2 separate regions of the Homo sapiens genome follow, and region 2 is linked to region 1. A link is a contact called in ENCODE Hi-C data. All regions are on one chromosome and are shown on one strand. The core of a region is the stretch at or near the end of the contact, and the rest is flanking DNA. Distances in the headings are between cores, read along the strand shown. Region 1 holds the start of CAMTA1-DT (CAMTA1 divergent transcript). Region 2 holds the start of TP73-AS3 (TP73 antisense RNA 3).

The links. A loop is a pair of places that touch in the nucleus more often than their neighbours do. Pooled maps may share reads with other maps.
Region 2: a pooled map shows a loop between it and region 1 (13-fold over the local background). The contact joins the promoter of TP73-AS3 here to the promoter of CAMTA1-DT in region 1. A Hi-C loop is called at or near these places in 2 of 37 single-sample maps with no recorded cell type and 3 of 50 pooled maps.

What each region holds. Positions count from the first base shown.
Region 1 is chr1:6,782,773-6,786,315 of GRCh38, forward strand. CAMTA1-DT (CAMTA1 divergent transcript) reads right to left here and starts at 2,208. Exons shown (of 3, transcript NR_149049.1): 1 at 1,886-2,208; 2 at 1,377-1,451; 3 at 1,120-1,273. It overlaps CAMTA1 (calmodulin binding transcription activator 1), which reads left to right and starts at 2,682. Exons shown (of 23, transcript NM_015215.4): 1 at 2,682-2,803. The coding sequence starts at 2,759. RefSeq lists enhancers at 1,048-1,724, 1,725-2,399 and silencers at 1,525-1,584, 1,665-1,724, 1,855-2,264, 2,605-2,764, 2,975-3,244 and 1 more.
Region 2 is chr1:3,667,294-3,670,743 of GRCh38, forward strand. TP73-AS3 (TP73 antisense RNA 3) reads right to left here and starts at 1,652. Exons shown (of 3, transcript NR_187362.1): 1 at 1,332-1,652. All of the region lies in intron 1 of TP73 (tumor protein p73), which reads left to right.

The DNA.
Region 1 (3,543 bases), core at 958-3,457:
TGCCTGTAATCCCAGCTACTCTGGAGGTTGAGGCAGGAGAATCGCTTGAACCCGGGAGGCAGAGGTTGCGGTGAGCCGAGATTGCGCCATTGAACTCCAGCCTGGACAACAAGAGTGAAACTCCATCTCAAAAAAACAAAACAAAAAAAAAACCAAAAAACAACAACAAAAACAGCTATATTATAGAAAATAGGCAATTAAAAAAAACTCACTTATAATCCCCCATACGTCATTTATTTGGTGTATGTTATCAGTCTATTTTTTTTTTTTTTGAGGTGGAGTCTTGCTCTTGTCACCCAAGCTGGAGTGCAGTGGTGCGATATTGGCTCACTGCAACCTCTGCCCGCTGGGTTCAAGCAATTCTCTTGCCTCAGCCTTCCAAGTAGCTGAGACCTCAGGCGCCTGCCACCTTGCCCACCTAATTTTTATATTTTTAGTGGAGACGGGGTTTTGTCATGCTGGCCAGGCTGGTCTCGAACTCCTGGCTTCAAGTGATCTGCCCACCTTGGCCTCCCAAAGTGCTAGGATTGACAGGCGTGAACCACTGCACCCGGCCTGTATCGGTCTTTTTTAAAATGCAGTTTTTTTAGCCTATCATCTCACCTCATAAATGAACACCATAATTTTGGGTATTGCCCCCTCTATCTAGCAATGGGTGATTTTCTGTTTCTGATGTCTACAACTACCATAATGTTCCACTGTGTAGATGTAACACAATTTACTAAATACCCAATATTAGCACATGTAGGATGCTCCCAATTTTTTGTTGTAGTTAAGTACAGTGATCCTGTGAAGAATACCTTCACACATACAGCTTTTCTGGCATTTAGTGTTATTTCCTTAGAACAGATTCCCAGAAGTAAGATCACTGGGTCAAAAGATGCAGACATTTTTATGGCTTTTAATACATACTGTAAAATTGCTTTTCGAAAGGAATATACTAATTTACAATGCCACCAGCACTTCTTTTAAGAATCCGTTTCTCCACACAAATCGTCAACATAGGTGCTATTAAGAATGCTAATCGATAAAATATTGTCCCGCCGTTGTTAAAATTTTGCAATTTTTGAGGCTCATAAAATTAAAGTTTCTTGAAGAATGAGTGTGTAACACAAAACATTCTTTTGGGACATCTTTATTTCTGGAAAACCTAAGACATTCTTACTTGTGAAGACCAGAAAAAGAACACATGTTGTTAGGATTGGCACAGAATTCAGTGTGACAGTCAATCTTAATGCCAGAACACTTGAACGAGGATTTTTCACTTATTTTGCTAGTTGTCACCAACAGTAGCAAAAGGAAAAATAAAATGCGGAAGAATGAAATGTTCTTACTGCAAACCGTACAAGATCACATTGAGGGGCTGGAGCTCTTACATTCAACTTTTCTTTCCTTTTTCTTCTTTTTAAACAATTTGCGATTGCAGCCTCTCCTTTTGTTTCCGGTATTACCTGCCCAGGAGCAGAATTCCTTACTTTCTCCGGAGAGAGGCCGGTCCCTGGGAGCGCTGCCCAGCCACCCGCACGCCTAGCCGCCCCGAGAGCCGCACTCGGCGGACCCGGTTCCTAGGCTCGTTCCCGGGGCACCTGGCGGGCGCCCACCTCCCGGGGGGCACGTGCTCCCGTACGCAGCGCGAGGGCAGCGGGTGCCTGGCTATTTATTAGGAAAAGCCCCGCGCGGACTCTCCGGATTGAGGAGGGTGGGAAACTCGGCTGCCCAGCGCTCCACCCGGGCGGCCGGGGCTGGCGCTTCTCTGCTTTCGGCCGGCGGCCTCATCCTGGGACAGGCAACCATGAGTCATCCGCTCCGCGGGTCACATGGGCAACGTGACCAAAATAAAGTTTCGGTATTTTAAGCCGCCAGAAAAGGGGACAACGGAGCTCACCGGGGGCGGGCACAGGAGGCGGGCGCAGGCGGGCGGCGCCGGGGCCGTGGGGACGCGGCGCCGAGGGGGCGGGGCCTGGCGGGAGGCTCGCCCCTCCCCCACGGCCGGCAGCGACGCCCGGACTCCTAGGCAGTCGGACTCCAGGGCGCGGCACCCCTGCGGACCTCAGCCCCGAGGCCCCCCGCGTCCGGCTCCCCACCGGCAGCGGCGGCGGGCTGCGGGATCCCGGAGATCCCGGCGCGTCCCCCACAGCCACCGGGACCCCACGCGCCAGCAGCGGCTTCCCCGGGAACGTCCTTCAGCCCCGGGAGCACGCGGGAAAAGCCCCAGCGTGCCAATGAGGGAGCGCCTTCCTCATGACGGTCACGCTCGGGGGCGGGGCTTCCCTTCGCCGCTCCCGAGTTCCGGGAACCCCCTTTGATTGGTCTGGACGGCCTGGGAAACACTGTAGTGACGCCCAATCAAAACGCCACGTCTCGGCCTCGAGGAAATATTCCGTGTCGGGCCCGTCCTGATTGGACAGTTCTTTCGGGTTCTGGCCACTAGGAAGCTTTGTTTAGGTCCGGAAGGCGGGCTTTCCTGGGAGTGGGTGGGGAGGGGGCGTTGATTCTTGACCAATCCTTTCAGTCCGTTGGGTGGTGACCAGCCAATGGGCCGGATGGATAGGACGCTCCTCCCGGAGAGTAGTGAGACCCCTGGTGCGGGGCGATTGGCGGCGGGAGCGATGAGTGGCAGCCGCACGGCCCAACGGGAGCTGTGCGTGGGCCGCGGGGCGGGGCCAGGGCGGGTGCGCGGCGGCGGCGGGGTGGCTGGGCCGGCGGCGGCGGCGGTACGAGGCGCGCGCTCGGGGTCCCGGTCGCGAGGAGGAGGAGGATGTGGCGCGCGGAGGGGAAATGGCTGCCGAAAACAAGCCGGAAGGTAAGAGCCGGAGCGCGAGGGGCTGGGGGGCGGCGCGGCGGGCGGCGGGACCCGGCCCCGCCGGACATCCCGGGCATCGGCGGCGCCGGGCGGGAGCGCGGGGGCGCGGCGGGCGGGCGGGCGGGCGACCCGGCCGGGGAGGGGGCCGGCGGGGTGGGGGGGCGGAGCGCGGCCGAGTCCTGAGGTGACTCGCGGGGCCGGCGGAGCGCGGCGCCCCACACCCCACCCCCGGGGGCGGGCTGGGGCCGGAGGGGGCGGGGGGCTCGCGGGGCGGGGACCGGGCCCAGCGAGGAGGAGGAGCCGGCGGAGGGCCGGCGCCTCCCCCACCCGGACCGGGCATCCCCGCCGCTCCCGAGCCCGCTGCGCGGCCCCCGCACCCCCGGCGCTGGGTCCACGGTGGGGGCCGCGGGGCGGAAAGTTTATCCGCCTCGGGTCCTCCTGGCCCCGCGCCCCACTGCTCCGGGCCGGTCCCCGTCGGGCGGCAGCGGCCGGCGCTCAGCCCTCGCCGGCCCCCTGCTCTCCGGCGGGCAGGGCCAGATGTACTCTCTCCGGCACCCTCTTCAGCCCCGTGGACACCTCCCTGAGCGGGCGGGGGGTCCCCGAGCTTCTCCCCGCCAGGGGGACCCCGTCCTGCCGAGCGTCCCTCGGCCGAAGGGCCTCGTGTGACCCCTCCCCCTTCGCTTCCCGGGAAGGGAAGGGGGCCTGCGCAGCATCCCCGCCCCTCGCAGTCGTTCACATCC
Region 2 (3,450 bases), core at 402-2,901, 3.1 Mb before region 1:
TAGCTCCCTGGTACCCATCTCGGACTCTGACCTACAGAACTGTAAGAGAGTAAATTTATCTCATTCTGTGCTGCTCATTGTGTGGTCATTGGTTACGGCAGCCACAGAAAACAGACAGTGCGCACATCCGCATGGTCCCCTCTCCAGCTCTTGCCTGATAGGCATAAACGAGGGCAGCTGGGCGCGGTGGCTCACGCTTGCAATCCCAGCACTTTGGGAGGCCGAGGCGGGTGGATCATGAGGTCAGAAGATTGAAACTATCCTGGCCCACATGGTGAAACCCCGTTTCTACTAAAAATACAAAAAATTAGCCAGGCGTGGTGGCACGTGCCTGTAGTCCCAGCTATTCAGGAGGCTGAGGCATGAGAATCGCTTGAACCTGGGAGGCAAAGGTTGCAGTGAGCCAAGATGGAGCCACTGCACTCCAGCCTGGGCGACAGAGAGAGATTCTGTCTCAAAAAAAAAAAAAAAGAAAGAAAAAAAGTAAAAAAGAAAAAAAGGAAATAAACAAGGGCTTGCCCTGTAGTTCACATCTGGACCACCCAGCTTAAAATAGGGCAGGGGAGTTCAGGAATAGCTTTGCAACCCTTGTGTTACGGTGCACAGGTGTGCAAAAATTCTCCTTGAACTCCCCCTTCAGTGTCCCCCCAGGGCTCATGGCCACTGTCACTCTGTGCTAGTTGCTCTTCAGACCAGGGAACAGACTTGGCCATGGCTATGGCCAGGGTCCAGCTGCTATTGCTCCTCCTGTCACCCACCCACCTTTTGTCTCCAACAAGGATGTTGAGAGGAGCCAGGCACCAGCCTCCCTGGGTTCAGGTCTTTCCTCTCCCCTCACTTTCCTATGAACTAGGGGTGGGGGAGGAGGAGTGCCTGCCAGGAGGTCACTGCAGCCAAGGAACCCAAATTGGTGTGCTTGAGAATGACCCATGGATACACTTTCCAAAGAGTCACCCGGCTGCGATGAGGGGCCATCTCCCCTCCTGGAGCCAACAGCCATGAGTAGCTGTCACACACATCCGTGCAGCACCTAGACACACATCCGTGCTGTCCACTCCGTGCTGCTGCAATTGTGGGGGAGGAAGGTGGCACAGTGGCAGCGACACACACTTCCCTCTCCAAAATTGGGGCGGGGCTCCTCAAAATCCTCTGACCAGCATTAAAGATTCAGAATTTGATATTATGGCTGCATATAATGTTGAATTATCTGAACTTGCTGCACGTGTGTGTGTGTGTGTGTGTGTGTGTGTGTGTATTGTTGGTAGGACCAAAACGGTTAATTATCAGCAATTTCATGGTTTGACCTAATATTTTAAAAGAGAGGTTCTTACCTGCTGGAAGCATGTACTGGTGTATTACGGATGAGACGGTCTCATAGGTGGAATTTGCTGTGAAATGCCCCAGGAAACAAAAAGCCAGAGGTCAGAGTGATGAGAGCTGGGGACGGGTGGATGGGTTCCTGGGCCGTTCCCTGTAGTGCTGAGTGTGCTTGGAAGTGTCCACAATGAGGAGTAGAAACGAGTACAAAGCTGGGTGGAGACAGCCCTGTCCTGGCTGCCCTGAGCTCGGCCCTGTCAGTCGCCTTGAGGAGGGTTGGGGGGAGCAGGGATGCAGGGTGGCGCGTGCATGCCAGGTGGCAGGCGGCAGGTGCTGGCTCCAGGCCCGTCTCCAGCCCCAGGGCTCCAGGCCATGCTCCGCCCCCAGCTGCCCTGCAGCTCCAGGCCGGCCACGCTGCCGCCTAGTTTCGCAACTCCAATGTCATCACCTAGGTGACAGGGACGCTGCTGCCACCGCCCGCCTGCGGGAGCCAGGAGCCAGCCGAGGGCCACTTCCACCTGGCCCCACCGACCCTCCGGGGCCCAGGCTTAGCCAAGGTAGGCTTGGGCTTGGCTCGCCCTCCTCTCGGCCTGAGTCGGGGGGAGTCTCCTTGCCACCGTGGGTGCAGTGGCTCCGGGGGCCCACCCTGGGGTGCAGAGAGCCCCTCTACGGCCTCCCAGGAGGCGGCTTGGAAATGCAGTACTGTTCAGGCCAGGGTGGGGAGGCCTTGCCCACAGTTCTCCTGATGGGACAAGCCACAGCTCTGGGGAGCCATCTGCCCCAAGTGGCACATCAGGGCTCCTCGTGTGACCCTAGGATCGGGGGCAGAAGTGGCTCTGGTACCGCCACCTCCACCCCTTGGACCCACCAGGAGCTCTTTCCACTTCCTGCCAAGGAGGCGCAGAGTGACTGCCCCAGCCTGGCACGTCCGGGGGCTTCCCGGCTGGGGGCCGCCATCCTCAGCCTCACACAGCTGATCCAGAACCTCCCAGTTCTCCCCAGCCCCCTCACTCTTTTGTGGCCCCGGAGCCTCTCCCGGCAACAGCAAGCCATGCCCCGGCCTCCCCGGCACTCACGCAGCTACTCCCAAGCCTGACCATGACGTGGACGGCAGGAAGGGGCTGGGCATGTCCTGTTCCTTCTGCCTGGGTCCTGCTTCCAGGGCTGGACTCCCAGGCTGGGGAATCCTCAGGGACCCATCAAACTGGGGGACAGGGGAGGGGCTTGTGGGGATTTGCTGTGAGGAGGGCAGAGTGTGTACGTGGCAGTGCCTGCGGACACATGTGTGCGCATATGTGAATAGGTGTGTCCATGTGCATGTATGTGCAAGTGTGTTGCTAGAGGTGAGAGGGTGGGTAGGGAAACTGAGTGACCAGCTCCTCCCTGAAGCCTTGGGGGAATGTCCGAGGGGCCAGGGCCTCTGGATCCTGTTCCCTTGGCTCTTTGCAAAGTCTCCAGCCTGGCCTCCTGGATGGGCATGTGGCTCGGGGGGCGAGACCATGGGCTCTTCCTGGCTTGCTGTGTCGCTCTGGGTGCGTTTTACACCACTCTGAGGATCTCTCTGCTCATCCCTAAGGCAGGGATGATGATGGGGCCAGGGGACCACATGGGCACAGGTAAGGCAGGGATGATGATGGGGCCGGGGGACCACATGGGCACAGGCTTCTGGAATGTGGGTGTCGTCTCCCTGGGGTCCCGCAGTCTGAACTCAAGACTCAAGAGCCCCATGTCCAGGTGGGGATGTACAGGAGCCCCTTAGAAGTGGGGAAGAAGGCCAGGCGTGGTGGCTCACATCTGTAATCCCAGCACTCTGGGAGGCTGAGGCGGGTGGATCAACAGAGGTCAGGAGTTCGAGAGCAACCTGGCCAACATGGTGAACCCTGTCTCTACTAAAAATACAAAAATTAGCTGGGCGTGGTGGCGCACACAGCTGTAATCCCAGCTACTGGGGAGGCTGAGTCAGAAGAATCATTTGAACCTGGAAGGCGGAGGTTGCAGTGAGCTGAGATCGTACCACTGCACTCCAGCCTGGGTGACAGAGCGAGACTCTATCTCAAAAAAAATAAAATAAAATAAAAAAGATAGGAAAAGAAAAAGAAAAAGTGAGGAGAAATGAGGAGGAAGTCGAGCAAT